2 separate regions of the Homo sapiens genome follow, and region 2 is linked to region 1. Evidence: chromatin loops called from intact Hi-C (ENCODE). Cell type or tissue: endothelial cell of umbilical vein. All regions are shown on one strand. Each heading gives the region's core, and the rest is flanking DNA. Links, peaks and the distances in the headings are about the cores only.

Evidence for each region. Hi-C counts contacts between places; a loop is a spot of excess contacts. Peaks named below come from ENCODE experiments on the same cell type or tissue, not always from the same donor. Only the 100,000 strongest peaks of a DNase experiment are listed, where the experiment ranks them.
Region 2: it touches region 1 in a loop (2.6-fold over the local background); 1 of 110 quality-filtered maps calls a loop at or near these places.

Annotation. Positions count from the first base shown.
Region 1 is chr3:172,852,692-172,861,439 of GRCh38, reverse strand. No RefSeq gene overlaps it. Among named protein-coding and RNA genes, the nearest start is that of ECT2, 110 kb to the right of the region's middle. RefSeq lists enhancers at 1-181, 6,558-7,065, 7,066-7,574 and a silencer at 7,147-7,441. In endothelial cell of umbilical vein, for the core only: no CTCF peak of the experiment used is centred there; DNase peaks (open chromatin) are centred at 2,199 and 4,039; H3K27ac peaks cover 1,915 bases.
Region 2 is chr3:172,934,965-172,943,712 of GRCh38, reverse strand. The region is part of intron 6 of SPATA16 (spermatogenesis associated 16); the gene reads left to right. Among named protein-coding and RNA genes, the nearest start is that of ECT2, 190 kb to the right of the region's middle. In endothelial cell of umbilical vein, for the core only: no CTCF peak of the experiment used is centred there; a DNase peak (open chromatin) is centred at 3,882; H3K27ac peaks cover 1,407 bases.

The sequences.
Region 1 (8,748 bases), core at 341-8,340:
GTTCATTCAGCCAAAGCATAGAAGGTCAACTGGGGAGTAGTAAGAAATCAAATTAGAATGCCATCAAAGATCAACAACAAAGGATCTCAAAATCTAGGTTACAGAATTTAAACTTGATTTAGTAGATAGTTGTATGTCCCTACTATGTTGTTCAAGTAAATATAAACATCTTTCACCCACCCATAATTGATATACTTAGATTCTTACATTCCACAAATCTCTAAATAATCTTTCATCAGCTGTGCTGACTTTAAGGTGCCTGATTCCTGGCATTCATCCTCTTGTAAGTCCCTCAGCAACCAAACTGCTCAAGATGATCCCACATTTCCCAACTTTTGGAAAACTAAACATCTTTAGTCTTTAGCTACCTTAGCTTTTCAAACCTCGGAGCTTCCTCAAAAAGATGAAGTAGAAAAGTCTAGCTACTCTCACTTGTGCAGGGTAGTGCATGAATGAGTTATCTTAGTTAGCCAGGGCTGCCATAACAAAGCATCATGGCTGGGTGGCTCAAACAACTGAAATTTATTTTCTCTCAACTTTGGAGGCTGAAAGTCTGAGATCAAGGTGTCAGCAGGGTTGGTTTCTGCTGAGACCTCTCTCCTTGGCTTGTAGATGGCTGCCTTCTCCCTGTGTTCTCACATGGTCTTCCCTACGTGTGCTCCTGGTGTCTCTTCCTCTTCTTTCTTTTTTTTTAGATGGAGTCTCGCTCTCTTACCCAGGCTGGAGTCCAGTGGTGCGATCTCGGCTCACTGCAACCTCTGCCTCGTGGGTTCAAGCAATCTCCCTGCCTCAGTAGCTGGTATTACAGGCACCTGCCACCACCCCTGGCTAATTTTTGTATTTTTTAGTAGAGATGGGGTTTCGCCATGTTGGCCAGGCTGGTCTTGAACTCCTGACCTCAGGTGATCCGCCTGCCTTGGCCTCCCAAAGTGCTGGGATTACAGGTGTGAGCCACCGCACCCGGCCTCTCTTCCTGTTCTTAAAAGGACCAAGTCATATTGGATTAAGGCCCACCCATATGATCTCATTTAATTATCTCTTTAAAGACCCTAGCTCCAAATGCAGCCACATTCTGAGGTACTGAGGGCTAGGACTTTAACATATGAATTGAGGGGGATGGGTCAGTGGGGAACAGTCCAGCCCATAACATTATTAAGCAAAAGAAAGGGAAGTTAAGGTTTTTGACATATCAAGAATTTTGGGAAGATCTCTTCTGAGCCCTACTCTCCACTTTCTTCTCACTGAAAGTGTCTGGGAAGAGAGTCAGAGGAAGAGTGGAGGCCGATGTGTCTGCGCTCCAGGCCACACACATGCACACCTAGTGTCTTTCTCAAAGCATCTGGGCCTCTTACTACCTTGAAGTATGCGCAGGTGCTTGCAAGAGGCCTAGGTGCTTTTGAGAAAGACACTGTGAGATTGTGCACTTCTGGAGAACATTTCCAGAATTTTATTCATGTCCATACCCCTAGCACTTAGCCTCTGGCCTAACACAAAACAGGCACCCAGTCAATGGTAGTTGAAGTGAGTGAGGGAAGGGAGGAGAGAAAGGAGACGGGAAGTGTCAGCAAGATGATGGGGCCAGGGCTTTGGCACTGAGACATGCAAGGCTTCCTTTACTTAGGTGCTGCCGGCCTCCATGGTTAGATTTTGAGCTTAAAAAGACCATAATCTAGAATCATCTTTATATTCTTCCAGACAAAATGCCTAACATAGAATCAAGCACACACTGAACATTCAATGTATGTACATTAAATTGAATTTCCTCAGTGAAGTGAATCTTTCTTTCACTTTTAGGGAGGATGTGTAGATAAGTCATACTTTTAAAAATCCACAGGTTTTTGTAGATGAGTCATTCCTAAATACAAGACTATAATGAGTTTATTATTATTATTATTACTATTATTATCATTACTACTATTTCTACCTCTTGTGCACCAGAATACTTAAAGATCCCATGGGTAAAGGAGACCAGAGTCTTTGAAAGACTCAAAACTAAAGCAACTTGCCTTCACCTTCTCTCCACCACACTACCAAGAATTAATTACCTACTTTGGGGGAATGAACAGAAGCATTATTCCATGTAGAATGGGAAAACCAGGCCCTCCGGACTCAGAGGGCTTCAAAGCTGAGCCTGCTAAGCTGCATCAACTTGAGGAGGATTTAAATCCTTTACCCTGCTTTCTCTGTCAGTAGTGAGTCACAGTTAGATGAGAAGGTGGTCTGGCAATGACAGGAAGCATCTTGCATGAGGTTAGTTGACATAATCTACTCTAGATACACAAACTCTAAAGATGGCGGTCATATCTCTGGTGTTAGCACACTTTTGAATTATTATTTAAAACAGGCATTATAGATTAGAAAAAAAAGCCTTTGTTTAAAAACAGATGATTTCTCTTAATTTCTAGGGAAATTAGAAATGCTCTAATGCTGCTGCTGATAGAATTAACTTCTCCTATTAATATATTACAGGGTTGATGCTGTGTCATTTATGCATTATAAAAACCCCAAAATCCTCAAGCACTCTGAACAGTAACAACCCGAGCAAACTGAGCCTGAGAGAGCTCCTTGGTCCATGTCCCTCATCATGTTCCACTTCCCCTCTTCTTCTCTGCACCGAGCCCTCTCTAAGGCAGTCACCCATGTAAAGAATGCAGAAGCCCCACAAAGGCAATGTGTTCTTTCCCTTTGTAACAATGGAATCTTAAACTGTTACCCAAACCTAGCAGCACACCAGTTTTAAAGATCTTCAGCACACTTCGTAAGTGGTAATCAGGACATAGGAATTCACTGATTAATTCAACAAAGTTTTCTTGAGCATCTACGTTATGCCAAGGGTTGTGCTTTCAGAGGTACTGGTCGGAGTCCATCACCACGAGTCTGTGGCCACCCCACTGTGGCTCAGACCTCACATACACAAAGGGCCAGTGTAGTCCCATCAAACATAGGTTTGTAAAGTCTTCCCAAAGACACAGTGACTAGACTGAAACAACATGTTCTTCATAGTGCCTATAGTACACTTTGAAATAGGGTTTTTAAAATCAATCTTGTTACTATCTTGTGAAAAGTTTATTTATAGTACACTGTATTTTGGTGTTAAAAGAAATAATTGATCATATATATACATATACAAACACACACATATTTTTTAATACAGCACAGTTTTTAATCCTATTTTGACATTTCTCCATTTGTATATACACTGGGTGCTTCAATACATGGAAATGGTCCAAGCCTCTCTGAGAATATAAAATAATAAAGATAACATGAAACCATGGTGATGATGCTTAAATCATTTCAAAATAACAATTACTATCCTTTTCTTTTAAATCTCCACTAGAGATTTCTTACTGACTCTTTTTATAGTGGCCTGATGGCATTTCACTGTGGTTTGAAATTGTATTCTGCTTCACTTTAAATCCCTCCTGCATCAGTTTCACTCCATTCTTTCTTGAGCTATTGGTGTAAATGAAGAACTTACTTACCGTCATTTATACTGGCTATTTCTTACCTTTTTGCAGTGTATGTGGACAGAGTACTTTGCTCATCATGGGTGCTGAACAAATGTTACTCAAATTTAACCAATCAAGTCAAGCTAATCAATATACAAAAAAAAAAAAAAAAAAAAAGAAACTATTGGCTATTGAACAAACTACTTCTTCCAAAACATTTCATGTATATTATTTCACAACATATCTGTTGTTTTTATTTTCTCTGATTATACGGCTGTAGAAATTGAGTCTCAGAAAGGCTAAGTAATTCATCTCCAAGGTCACACAGCTAATGAATTACAGGGTTGGAACTTATGCCCAAGCCAATCTGTCCTCAAAAGCTATGTTTTTGGCTCTAGCCTAGGCAATGTCTCACCTTTGCTTTTGGGGCAGGATTTGGCTGCCTTTAATTGCCAACAGACTCCACATGTATTTTCTAATGAAAACAATTCTTAAACTATGAGCAACTCTACAGGAAATTTGAAAAAATAAAGAGCAAATTTGGAGAGGTCAGAGCTTTGAAATTTTTTTCCATCATATTTCCTGAAAGTAATTGTTCAGGAAGATAAGGTTGTACTTTCCAGTAAAGCTGTGACAGTCCCAGAAATGCTGACTCACTTGTAATGGAATGTCATTCCTGGAACCATGTCCCATATAAAGTGGCCTGTCAGAGTTCTAGTAGAGATAAAAGGGCCTCGCTGGTCATGGCGCCTCTCCCCGCCACTGCAGCCAGCATGTTCACAAGACACCTTCTGTCTGCTTGATGCTTACATGATAAGCCTGTGTTAAAGATGCCAACACTTCTCAAGTTGCATTTGAAAATATATAGCTACCAAGGCATTTGTTTCATTTAAAATGAACAAGATTTAGAAATAATAATTTATTTTAATGTATCTTTAATACTTTAGCATTTCATTTTTGGACTACTTTGCCCTGCTTCATTTCCTTGACACTCACTTCCATAGAGTTCTGTCCCACTAACATACAGAACAGAAAGCAGAGCTCTGGCCAACTCTGTCTCTCCAAAACCACCTGTCCAATAGTTTTTGCTCTCCTTCCTGGGACAAGCTTTTGAAAGATTCATTTCCACTCTATTACTTAGTGTCTCCTTTATCCTCTGCCTTCAACTCACTACAAGAAAATGGTCCCATTCATGCACCTCCAAAGAGTCATATTAAATGGATGTTTTAATTCCTTTTTCTAGTTGGTCTCTGCAATATTTGATACCAATCACCATTCTCTCATCTTTCTTTTTGAGACCGAGTCTCGCTCTGTTGCCCAGGCTGGAGTGCAGTGGCACGATCTTGGCTCACTGCAATCTCCTCCTCCCAGGTTCAAGCAATTCTCCTGCCTCAGCCTCCCAAGTAGCTGGGATTACAGGCATGTGCCACCATGCCCAGCTAATTTTTTTGGTATTTTTAGTAGAGACAGGGTTTCACCATATTGGCCAGGCTGGTCTCGATCTCCTGACCTTGTGATTCACCCGCTTCAGCTTCCCAAAGTGCTGGGATTATGGGCGGGAGCCACTGCGCCCGGCCTCATCTTTCATATAAAAGATGAAACTTTTATATTTCTTGACTTCCTTAGTACCATTCTCTTCTCATTTTCCTCCTATTTATTTGGCCAATCCTTCTTGTTTTCAATTCATATACCATTTATATCATTCATCCTTTTTTCTCTTGCATCTTAAATATTAATTGTCCAAAGGATCCTGCTTCTGCACTTTTAACTCTACATTTTCCCTGGGTGACCTCATTCTCAAGACTTCAAATGTCCCCCTTACTTGGTGTCTGCCAAATACTGAAATCATCATGAAGGCAAGGATCACCACTAATATTGGTCTGGAGTATAGTAAATGACTAATACATGTTTATTAAACACATTAGATATCTATTTCCAGCCCAGGTCTCCTTCCTGAATCCCAGATAGCAGATATGTACTTCTGTACATGTGTGTATAAATATCTACCTGTTGGATCACTCCACTTGGTGTCCTGCAGACATCTCACATTAACTTATTCAAAAGTAGCTGATTTTTCACTGGCCCTGAACTTCTTTTTTATCTTTGGTTTTCTATTTTGGTAAATGGAACTGTGAAAATCAGAACCCTGGAAGCTGTCTTTATGTCTTTCTTTTCACCGACATACCCTTCTTCCATGTCCAGTTATTCATCAAATCCATTTCTTTTTCTCTTGTAAACCTTTCCAATCTATCCTCTCTACTCCATGCACTCACACTGCCACAACTTTAGTTCAGAGCTTCTTCATTGGGCTACTATCAGAGCCTCCTAACTGGTCTCACTATCTTCACTCTCTCTCCAGCTCCTGAACACCCCAGTGCATCCTCTGCACTGCTGTCAGAATGCTTTTTTTCTGAAAACAAATTCAATCGTTTTCATGAAAGACTCAATGCAAACGCGATTGTAGCCTTGTAGCAGAATTCAGACAATCTTCTAATGGGAAACAGACCTGGGTCAGAAGCACCCTAGATTCTTGTATTCTGTTCATGCTAAGGCAGTGGTGCTTGTGCCCTATTTCTAACCAATATACTTATCTTGAATAGTACTTATTTCACTAATTTAAAATTATTACTAGCATCCCTCAGGCTGGTTAATAAACCCTCTAGTGCTAATTGTGATTGCTGAGAGTTAAACATTTAGAGTAGCTACCTGATTAGAGTCTTTCAAATGCTAACTAATCTCCCCTAGAGTGTGTATTTCTGATTAGGGTTCTTCAAATATTAGCAAGGTGCCCCTGGAGGTAAGTTAAACTAACTAAACACACACATATGTGTCATACTTTCTATGCTGAATGATATTGAACTAAATTACAGAAAACACAATGCCTTATTTTATGGGTCCCCACATGCATGCCTGATCTGCCTACTGGGTAATTAAGCACTGAAGAATAGATATACAACAAATGTTCTGTTAATGAAAAAATAAATTATTTTACTAATTCATTAGTTATAAGGACAAAGACTCTTGATGGGGAATCAGAATTCATTTCATCAATACAAGCTTCAAACTTCCATTTCTCTGGCAGTAGCTAATATTAATCTGAATCTTATAAAACTGCCTTCATTACAGTTCAAAAAAGACACAAATATTGGCAGTTTTATATAGTTCAGTCTTCAATGATGCTTCCAAGCCACCTTCAAACACACAAAGAGAAATTCGGTTAAAGCACTTGTAAGAATGAAGTTCTATCCAAATGCTTCATAACGAGGCCCTGCGAGGAGAAGCAGATACCTACCTCTCAGTGTTGCCAGCGCCCTCAACCTTATTAATATTCTTAATCATTCAACAGGGGGTGGAGTTGCTGTGAAGTTGTCTCAGATCAATTAAATCTTGGGAGCTTCTGAAGTGACATTCAGATTCGTGGGAAGGTGAAAGAAAATCAATTTTTCCTTTTCAGTTTCCAGGTGTCCACAGATTTCCTGGTGTGAATAGTGAACTCTCATTTCCAACACAAAGGCAAAGATGGCCTCTCCTTTCAGGGCCATGGGCTGATTGCTGAGGTGATGCAGGGAAGAATGGGAGCCCCAGGGATCTTGCCTTGCCATTACTGACACTGACACAAAAAGAACTATTTATTTCAGGAGTTAGAAAAAGGAAGGGACAGAATTCCTATTTCACCAATCCTTGAAGTAAAATTACCTTGAGAATTTAGCCTTCAAACAAGGGGGAGAACACAAGCCTTCATTATCCAGCCAACACGTGAAGGGAAGAAATGCTTTTTGAGGAAGAATGTCATTTCAGAGGGGGAAGAGGAAGGAAAGATGAGTCAAAGTTGGGCAAAGTGAATTCCAGCATTTAGCTAGCAATCACCCCTAAACTGCCAGACTAAGCTACTGTAGTTCCTGAATGGCTGAGTCAAAGCAAAAGAGCAGGTAATTAGACAACAAGCACTAGAGCGTTGAGAAGCTTCACATTTCCAGGGTTTGCACTGAGAGCAAACTGGATATATGTGCTATGCTTTTAATATATTCTGCATCCTAATTACCAATCAGGGCTGATTTGTCAGTCATCCTACCTATAATGCATAAAGCACTGGAACATAGAAAAAAAATCAAGTTCAGAAAATCAATTATGCTTATATTTACATTCCCTCAAGACAGAAGCGTTACAAAAACTGCCGAAATATTGCCTATCTCTTTACAAAGGAGCGGAAAGGAAGGGTGAGATTGCAATTCAATGTAATGAATAAATCGCTGGCTGTTTGGGGAAAGGTACAATAGCTGAATATTTATGAGACTGGTGATAGAAAATGCATCTTAGATGGTCAGCAACTGTGGAAATATTTTACCATTTTTAAAGAGCATAGGAACAAGTACATGCTCAAAAAATTCTCAAAAAATTTAGAATCATCTTTTACATATAGAGAGCTAACAGAAGACGTTTTAAAATTCAGCCTTTTTATTGGATAGTGGTTGCTAGCAAGGGAATTTTTCCTCATTCTCAAATAGCCACGAGTGTAACACTACACTCAGATGAGAGGCGGTGTATAACTTCCTTCTAGCCTTCTCAAGATGGTAGACTAAACTCATTCTGTGTCTCCCCTTTTTCAGTTCATGTTCAGTCTTCAACCAAAGCACCTGCATTCCATTATCACCAGTCCACCGAACCCAGTTCTGCCAAGGTCCCCAAAGATCTCTTAATTTCAAATTCATTCTGTGAGATGGAAGAATGAGACTAAGAAAATAAAAGTGCAATTCATTGCCTATTTCCCAATACTCATCTTAACAAACATCCCTGTGGTTGTTGACACTTCTCCCCTCTCCTGGAAACCCTCTCATTCTTGGTTTCTGAGGTTTTCACTCTTCATTATCCCTCTGCCTCTCTGGTCATCCCATTTGTATCTCTTTTTTGGACTTTTCTTTATCTGCATGTATCTTAAATATTGGTACTCCTCACTTCAGCCTGCACATTTTCTTTGAGTGATGTTCACTACTATCTCTACGGCATTAATTGCCACTGGCAGGCTAAAGATACCTAAATCTTCACCTCTTGTTCAGATCTGGTACTTGAGCCTCAGGTTCAACATCCAACTTCCAGACAGACATCTCCACCTAAAGATTCATCAACATTTTATACACAATATGTCCAAAATGGAAGTGATTACCCCTCCCTGACTTCCAACCCTGCTCTTCCTCTTGCTCTCCCTTTGCTGTTTGCTGCTTGCCATAGGCAGCCTCTGAGAGAGTCCCCAGTAAATCCCTTGTGCAACCCCCACCACCCCCCCTCCCGCCGTTGAGTGTGA
Region 2 (8,748 bases), core at 397-8,396, 82 kb before region 1:
GCTGGAGTGCAATGGCGCAATCTTGGCTCACTGCAACCTCTGCCTCCCAGGTTCAAGCAATTCTCGTACCTCAGCCTCTCGAGTAGCTGGGATTACAGGCATGCGCCACCATGCCCAGCTACATTTTGTATTTTTAGTAGGGATGGGGTTTCACCATGTTGGCCAGGCTGGTCTCAAACTCCTGACCTCAAGTGATTTGCCCACCACAGCCTAACAGCTTGTGGTTTGGTATCATATTTAAGAAATCCATCCCTGTTCCAGTACATAGATATTCATTCTTTCTTTTTGGTTTGTTCATTCTACTACTGTTATGGCTGGGATTGCAACACAAGGTTGAATAAAGGAGTGATAGCAGGCATTTACATGTTGTTCCATTTAAAAAGACTTAAATTTCCACCACTAAGTATAAAGTTTGCTGTAGATCTTTGATAAGTATTCTTTATCAGGTTTAAAAGTTGTCGTTTATTCATATTATGCCAGATGTTTTGACATTGTCGAACCTTTCTATTGCATCCTTTTTCTTACGTTTAACTCCTTTCTGCTCTTATATTTATTATTTCTTTTATGTCCTGTTTTGGAAACTTATAACAGATTGCTTAATTTTCTTCACTGAATTCTAGGGTCAATAATTTTCAACATCTTCCCTTGTTTTTAGTAAAGACTATAAATTTCTCTCCAAGAATGATTTTTGTTGTGCCCTAAAAATTTTGAAAAACACTTTCATTGTATTTCATCTCAAAATATTTTCTAACTTTCATTATGAAATCTTCTTTGAGCCATGACTTACTTAAATACACAGTTTTTAATGTCTGAATGTATAGAAACGTTTAGCTACCTTTGTTATTGATTTTTAACCTAATTGCATCATGTTCAAAAACATAATCTAAATTTTAATAATTCCTGAAATTGTTAAGGTTGGTTTACGCCCTAATATATGGTCAACTGTCATTAATATACCATTTGTGCTCAAGAAGAATGTCATTTTTTAATTTTGGAATGCAGGGTTTTTTAATGTATTCATTACCTGGATCAAGCTTGAAAATTACTTATATCTTTTAGATGCTACAATTTTTTGTCTACTCGACATCAGTAAATAGGAAACAAAAGATGTTAAAGTAATCCAAAATAGTGGTAGGTTTGTCAATTATTCTTATAATTTGTCAGTTTTCACTTTTTGTTTCAGCATCAATGTGCCTGTTTTAAGATTATTAATTGTATGTTATTGTTATGTAATTACACTCTTCACCTTAATGTTAACGTTTTTTGTATTAAAATCTATTTTGTCTGATATTAATAAATTCACTAGTTTTATTCTGATTAGTATTTTTCTAGTATTTCTTTTTCACATCCTTTTACTTTCAACATTTTATGCCCTCGTGTTAAAATATTCTCTTAAAAATGACATACAGCTGACTTATTTATCTATTTAATTACTTATTTATGTAGTCAATCTCTGTCTGAATAAGTAAGCTTATTTTAATTCCTGAGTTGATTGATTGAGTTTTTCTGCCAGAGTATAAGTCCCTGAGACATGGAAATCTCTGTCTGTTCACCATAGGCTTAAATAGTGCCTGACAAATAGTAAGTGCTAAATAGATCTTTGTCGATTTCTGTGTTATGTTTGGTTATTTCTGCCATATTATAGGCTTTAGTCCACATGCTTTTCCCCCCTCCTAACCTGCCTTCTCTCATATTCTTCAAGATTTCTTTTATTCATTTTTTCTTTATTTACAATAACATTAAATGTTATTGTAAACATAGACATCTTAACAAAATCGTAGTTTCATGATTATCAACTGAGCAAGATAAAGGTCATAGAATACTTTAACGAAAATCACCCCCTAATATTATACATAATATATTTTTATTCTAACCTGATATTTTCCCTGACACCATCCTTAAATTAATTATTATGGTCATAAATGTGTTTACATAATCAACATTTATCTATAATTATTATATACACATGTCTACCAATTTTTTCTCGCATTTCAGTTCTTCTGAATTTTATTTCCTTCTTTCTAAAGTGCATCCTTTGGAAGTTCCCAAAGTGAGAGTCTGTTGGAAGTATACTCCCTTCATTTCTGATTGTCTAAAATGTCTCTAATTCACCCTAGTTCTTAGATAACAGTTCAACAGGTTATAAATTTCTAATCTAAAATATTGGTGCCTTGAAGATATTATTTCACTGTCTTCTGACTTGTGTCATTGCTGTTGGGAAGTCAGATCTCATTCCTTTGTAGATAATCTTCTTTTATCTCTGATGCTTTTAAGATCATGTCTTCATTTGAAGTTCTACAGTTTAACTACAGATGTGTCCAGGAATAATTTTTTTTTCTTAACCTGCTTGGTCACTGTGTTCACAATCTAAGGGGTCAAGTCTTTCATAAATTCTGAAAAACTGCAATCCGTTTCCTTTTTAATACTTTAGTCCCTGATTCTTTCTATTCTCTCATTCAAGAATTTTAACTGGACATTTGTTACTTTTATTTATTCTACCCTCCAGATCATTGAGGCTGCTTATTAAATTGTCCATGTTCTCCATGTCTTTGTCTGCTTCATTTTGAAATTTTCTCAGATCTGCATTCTCATCCTTCCTTTAGCTCTGTCTAGATCACTCCTTAATAGATTCAAGATTTTCATTCCAGTAATTGTTTTTCCACTCCTAGAAGTTCTCTTGAGATCTTTTTTTTATGTAATTTGCTTATTTTATTTTTATTTTTATCTTTTGAGATGGAGTCTCTCTCTGTCACCCAGGCTGGAGTGCTGTGGCATGATCTCGGCTCACTGCAACCTCCGCCTCCCGGGTTCAAGCAATTCTCCTGCCTCAGCCTCCCGAGTAGCTGTGATTACAGGCACGTGCCACCACGCCCAGCTAATTTTTTGTATGCTAGTAGAGACAAGGTTTCTCCATGTTGCCCAGGCTGGTCTGTCCTGAGCTCAGACAATCCGCCTGCCTCAGCCTCCCAAAGTGCTAAGATTACAGGCATAAGCCACTGCACCCAGCCCTTTTGTTAAATTTAACATTTATTTTAAGTTCAGAGGTACATGTTCAAGTTATATAGGTAAACTTGTCTTATGGGGCCCCAGTGTGTGTTTTTCCCTTCTATGTGTCCATGTGTTTAAAATCTTTTTCAAGGCAACTTTTAAAAACCTAGTTTTATTCTTGTGATTTTTATTATATTTAGTACTTTACACACGTTTTATATTTTGTATCTAATAGTGCTATTTCTCAAGATTTCGGAAAGCTAATTCTGCTATTTGTTGTTTTGCCATCTCTGGGATATTTTCTCAAAAACCAATCAATTCTCCCATTCTCCAAAACCAACTGGATGTCCAAAGATTCAATTCAATTCTGATAACTATCCACATAGAGTTAGTGTCAGGTTCCACAAGTTGAAGGCTTCAGTATGACAAAACTGTGCCCATTTTAGATACCAGTTGCAATACTTCTGATCAACCAGCTACAAATCAGGAATTTTCACAACCCCCTCGTCATGTTCAGTAATTTGTTCGCTGAGCTCAGGAAAATGCTTGCTTGTACTGGTGTATTATAAGGGATATCACTCAGGAACAGCCAAATGGAAGAGATGCACAGAGCAAGATAGTAGGGGTGAGAGATGTGGAGCCTCCAGGCCCTCTTTGGTATGCCATTCTCCCTGCACCATGATGTGTTCACCAACCTGGTAGGTCTCCAAACCCCAACTTTTATGGGTTTTTATGGATTTTTCATTATATAGGCATCCTTGTTTAAATTATTGGTCATTGGTGATTAACTCAGTCTCCAGCATCTCTCCTCTCTCCAGAGGTGGGGGAGGCATGAAGCTGAACATTCCAAGCCTCTAATCACATAGTTGGTTTCTTTGGCAAATTGCCCTCATCCTGAAGCTATCTAAGGGCCCAGCAAGAGTCACCTCATTAGCATATACTCAGATAGGGTTGAAAGGGGCTTGTTATGAATAGCAACAGATGCTCCTATCACTCAGGAAATTTCAGTCATTTTAGAAGCTGTGTCAGGAACTGGGGACAAAGACCAAATATTATTTTAAAAGGACATTACTCTTAGCCCTTGCATTTCTATATTCTTTCAGTGTAATCGTAGTCTGTGTTAGGGCTTCACCAACAAATTTTGCTACCATAGTGCATGATGCTTCCGTGTCAAAAAATTCCATAACCTTTTCTTCACCACATTTTACCTATTCATTTGCATAAGATTTTGGGTTTGCAGCCAGGGGTCAAGCTAAGAGACTCTGGCCCTTTTGTCAATAATTATTTTGATTAGTCTGCCTGTCTATTGCCCCAAATGACTACAGACCAGGTTTCTCATTGTAATATTTGCCTTCCAGCTTTTTAAAATCCCCACACTTTTATGAACCAAACTGGGGTTCACTTGCTTGGTACATTATGACCAGATATTTACATCAAGGTTTATAGTAGGAGAAAGAAAGGCTTTATTTGCAGGGCACCAAGCAAGAAGGATCAGGCAGCTAACGCGTAAGTTCCAAACTCCCCGACGTATTGCAGGCAACAGTTTTTAAAGGCAAGGGTAAATTTTAGGAAGGCAGAAGTTATAAGCAAAATCATAATGCATGGAGAGTATACATTGGTTTTGGCCTAAAAGGGCAGGATATCTTGAAGCGGGGGCTCCCGGGTCATAAGTAGATTTAAAGACTTTTTAATTTCTAATTGGTTAACAAATAGAAGCTTTCTTTTAAAATTTGAGGTCAGCAGAAAAGAATGTTAGCTCTGGCATGTGGGTGTGACTTCCTCCAGACCCCTCAGGAAGACATTTAGAACCAAGAATCATGGTTAGAGTTCAGTCCTCAGTTCTCCTTTATCTGAGGTTTATATGCCAGGGGATCCATTTGTTGCGGGGGGGTGGGGGGGTCTGGATCTCTGAAAAACAACTCAGAGACGTATATTAAGATGTTATTTTTAGGTTTTATAGGAGAACCAAACTTTCTGTGATTCTAACTTTTTTGGCTATTGTTTTAAGCTATTACTATATTTTTGCTTATCAAGTTATTTATTTACTTTACTTTTCAGGGCTACCTAGGTGCCTGAAACTTTTTTTGAAGAAACTCAAGATATTTTTCTCATTTTCACACTTAAGGAGGCCCGCAGACTCCAAAGAGGGGGTCTCTGCTCTGTCTTAACATTGGGGTAAATAGAACTTGTTAGAGGCGCTTTATTATTGAGGGACTGGCAGAGGATCCCTTTGGTCCACCCAACCTTGTATAGTGCTGTATTAAGACTTTTGTTTCATCCTCGTCAATGTCCATCTATTTATCCCATTTCTTAATAACCATCTAAAGCTTTCCACCTGCAGAGGTGAGTCCTTTGACTCTCTCCTTCTTCCCTATTGTTTGCTCCTATCAATGTTTGCTGTATTCACCCCATTTCTTAATAACCACTTAACAATTTCCAAATCACGGGGACAAGTCCTTCGCCTCTCCCTTTTACCTCTCCTCATTCTCTTGTTAAATAATCTAATGTTTTTATAGCATCTGTAAGACCCATGAAGGGAAGCTGAGAAAGCAAATTTCATAAGAACTGTTGCTCCATTTTGCAACAGTTAAGTTACATGGGGCACCAATTTACCATAACCTGGGTAATGGGCATATTTAGTGGATAAATATCCTGCTTATTATGAAGCCAATCTTACGTGGCTTGCATATGAAACATATCAGCTGCTTCATCTGAGATTTCCCACTTGTCATTTATAGGGGGATCTGTTTACCCCCCTTCTCAGGATAAACAGATCTTATAGTCACTTTTATTTAGTTCACCAGGCTGGCTGTTCTTTCAGGAATAACTTGCTGTCTGTCTGGATGATGTATACCCGTCTGCAATGGTTCCATAGTGAGCAGTGGATCCTATATCCACCCAAACATGCCTTCCTACTCTACAAAATTGAAAAACAGTTACTTTTTTTTAAGTTAGTCATTCTTACAATGCATTTTAGTAAAGGAAGCTGATGACACTGATCTACAAAATAAAATATACCCCCTGGGTATATATATTTACACTCTACCCCCTAGTTTTAGTAGTTTCTCGGTTTTGCCCACCCCTCAATGTGGACCACCTTCTTAGTAATCAGAGATCTTAAAGGTACTCTCAGTTGTTCCTGCATAATTTCCTCCCTTGAGAGACTTTGGGTGCTAGTGACTGAAGTTCAGCTCAACTGAAATCTGTGCTTGGTTCAGCATTGAAGTTTAACCTGGAAGTCATTTTTAATTTCATTTTAGCTCTTACAGATAATAATAGCCAAGGGATTGTATATTTTATTTTTTTCTATTAGTTTGTATTACCCTATGTATTCAGCAAACCAAAAGGCTGGGAATCAGATTCACCGCTAAATTCCATTGGTAACTTTTACATTTAATAACTAACTGAAGCACAGCTGCTGCTCCATACCATGAATAACCAATCAAAGGTTCCTCCTCCCTCACCATTTCATCCTTTCTCTCCCCAAACCACATGCTTCTGTGAGTCAGGGCCATTCTAGCAAATCCCACCTCTGATACCAGTTCTGAAGTGATTTTTTTTTCTCACAATATTCTGATGTCAAATGTGTAGGGTTTTCCACATCACTATTTCTCTAGCTTTCTGACACTAACTAGGTGTTCGATATTGCAATTCAATTCTGACACTAACTACCTGGAAACCCTGTAGGTTAAAGGCTCAGTCCCATAGCACTGCCCTCCACTTTAGATACCAGTTATAATAATCCCAGCACTTTGGGAGGCTGAAGCAGGTGGATCACTTGAGGTCAGGAGTTTGAGTCCAGCCTGGCCAGTATGGTGAAACCCTATCTCTACTAAAAATACAAAAAAAATTAGCTGGCCATAGTGGCCCATGCCTGTAGTCCCAGCTACCTGGGAGGCTGAGGCAGGAGAATGGCTTGAACCCAGAAGGCAGAGGTTGCAGTAAGCCGAGATCACGCCATTGCATGCCAGTCTGGTCGACAGAGCAAGGCTCTGTCTCAAAAAAAATAAATAAATAAAAAATAAGTAAATAAATAAATAAAGTCCCAGGCCTCCTATACTTCTGACCAAGCAACTATAAATCAAGAGTTCCCATAATCCCCTTCTCAGATTTGATAATTTGCTAGACCAACTCACAAAACTCGGGACTTACCATTTAGCAACATAATAGCAACAAAATACCATAAGAGCAACAAAAACAGTGAATGCAGTAACAGCAAGTAAAGGATACAACTTAGAAACAGCCAAATGAAAGAGAAGCATGTATAGAGAAATGCATGACAGAAGAGGGAGGGTACACAGAGCTTTCATATCTTTTCTGAGAATATCACCCTCCTATAACTTCAATGTGTTCACCAACCCAGAAGTTCTCCAAGCCCTGCTGTTGAGAAGCTTTTATTGAGATTTCATTATGTAGGCATGATTGATTAAATAATTGACTATTAGTGATTAACTCAGTCTTTACTCCCTATTTCCTCCCTGGAGGTTGGTTGGTTTTTCTAGTGACCAGCCCCATCCTGAAGCTATTATAGGCCTTCCAAATGTTGCCTCATTAGAACAAAAGACACTCCTATCATCCTTATCAAATTCAGGTAATTCTAAAGGTCTTAGGAGCTTTGTGCCAGAAACTAGGAAGAAAGACCAAATATCTTTCTATGATACCACACCACCTCTCACTCATTGAAAATTGTATCTTTGTGTGTTTTTCCACTCTTATGTGTAAGATGTAAGCCATTATTCAGTGGGGCTTGATCTGTGAGAATCCTGTGCAGTCTAGGGTTATTTTGCATCCTTCCCCAGAGGATTTTCTTTTTCTTTTTCCATACCATAGAATGTTACCAATCAGAGCAGTTTATTCCTAGACATGAGAGTTCCTAAACTACCCAGGTAGCATAAACTCAAACCTTAACCCACATGCCTATAGTGAAAATTCCCAGAGGAAAAAAAAATTCTAGTCTAGGCCCCAAACAAGTCAAACAAGTTTATTCTCCCTTTGTCAATCATTCAAATTTTTATCTCTATCATTTTACTGATACCCCGATTTCACCTTAATTTAATAATGTACCATGCTGTATTATAATTGACTGTGTACTTATGTACTACAGGCACCAAATAGTAAACAACACCATGCCCTCTATTATCTTACCTTTTCCTTCTAACGTCTGACTTATATTTGTAAATTCTTGCAAGAAGAGCCTAAAAATATTTGTCAAGTAAATTAGGTAATCAAATTATTTATCAAAATTATATATCTTACTAAGCTTATTTCTAATATTTTATGTTTTTTCTATTATGGATCAAACCATTGTTTACAATATACTGCATATTTTATCATATCTACATATTTTGGGTTTTTTAATCTTACATGGTTTGTTGTTTGTGTGTTTGTTTGAGATGGGGTCTCAAACAATGGCTATTTTTGAGTGGCTATTCGCAGGTGTGCTCACAGCACATTACATCATTGAACTCCTGGCCTCAAGCAATCCTCACACCTCAACCTTCTAAGTAGGTAGGACTATTGACACGTACCACCATGTCAAGCTTTAAATCTTACACGTTTGTATTGAGTTTTATATATTTTCTTTTTTGATACCTTAGTGAACTCTTGTCTATACTAACTGATTTTCAGTTTATCCTCTTGGATTTTCTACAACCATCTATTATTAAGTAATAATACGGTGGTCTCTTTACTTCCAATGTTTATATCTCTCATTTTTATTTCAGGTCTTATTACTTTGTCCTAAAGTTCCAAAGCCGTAGA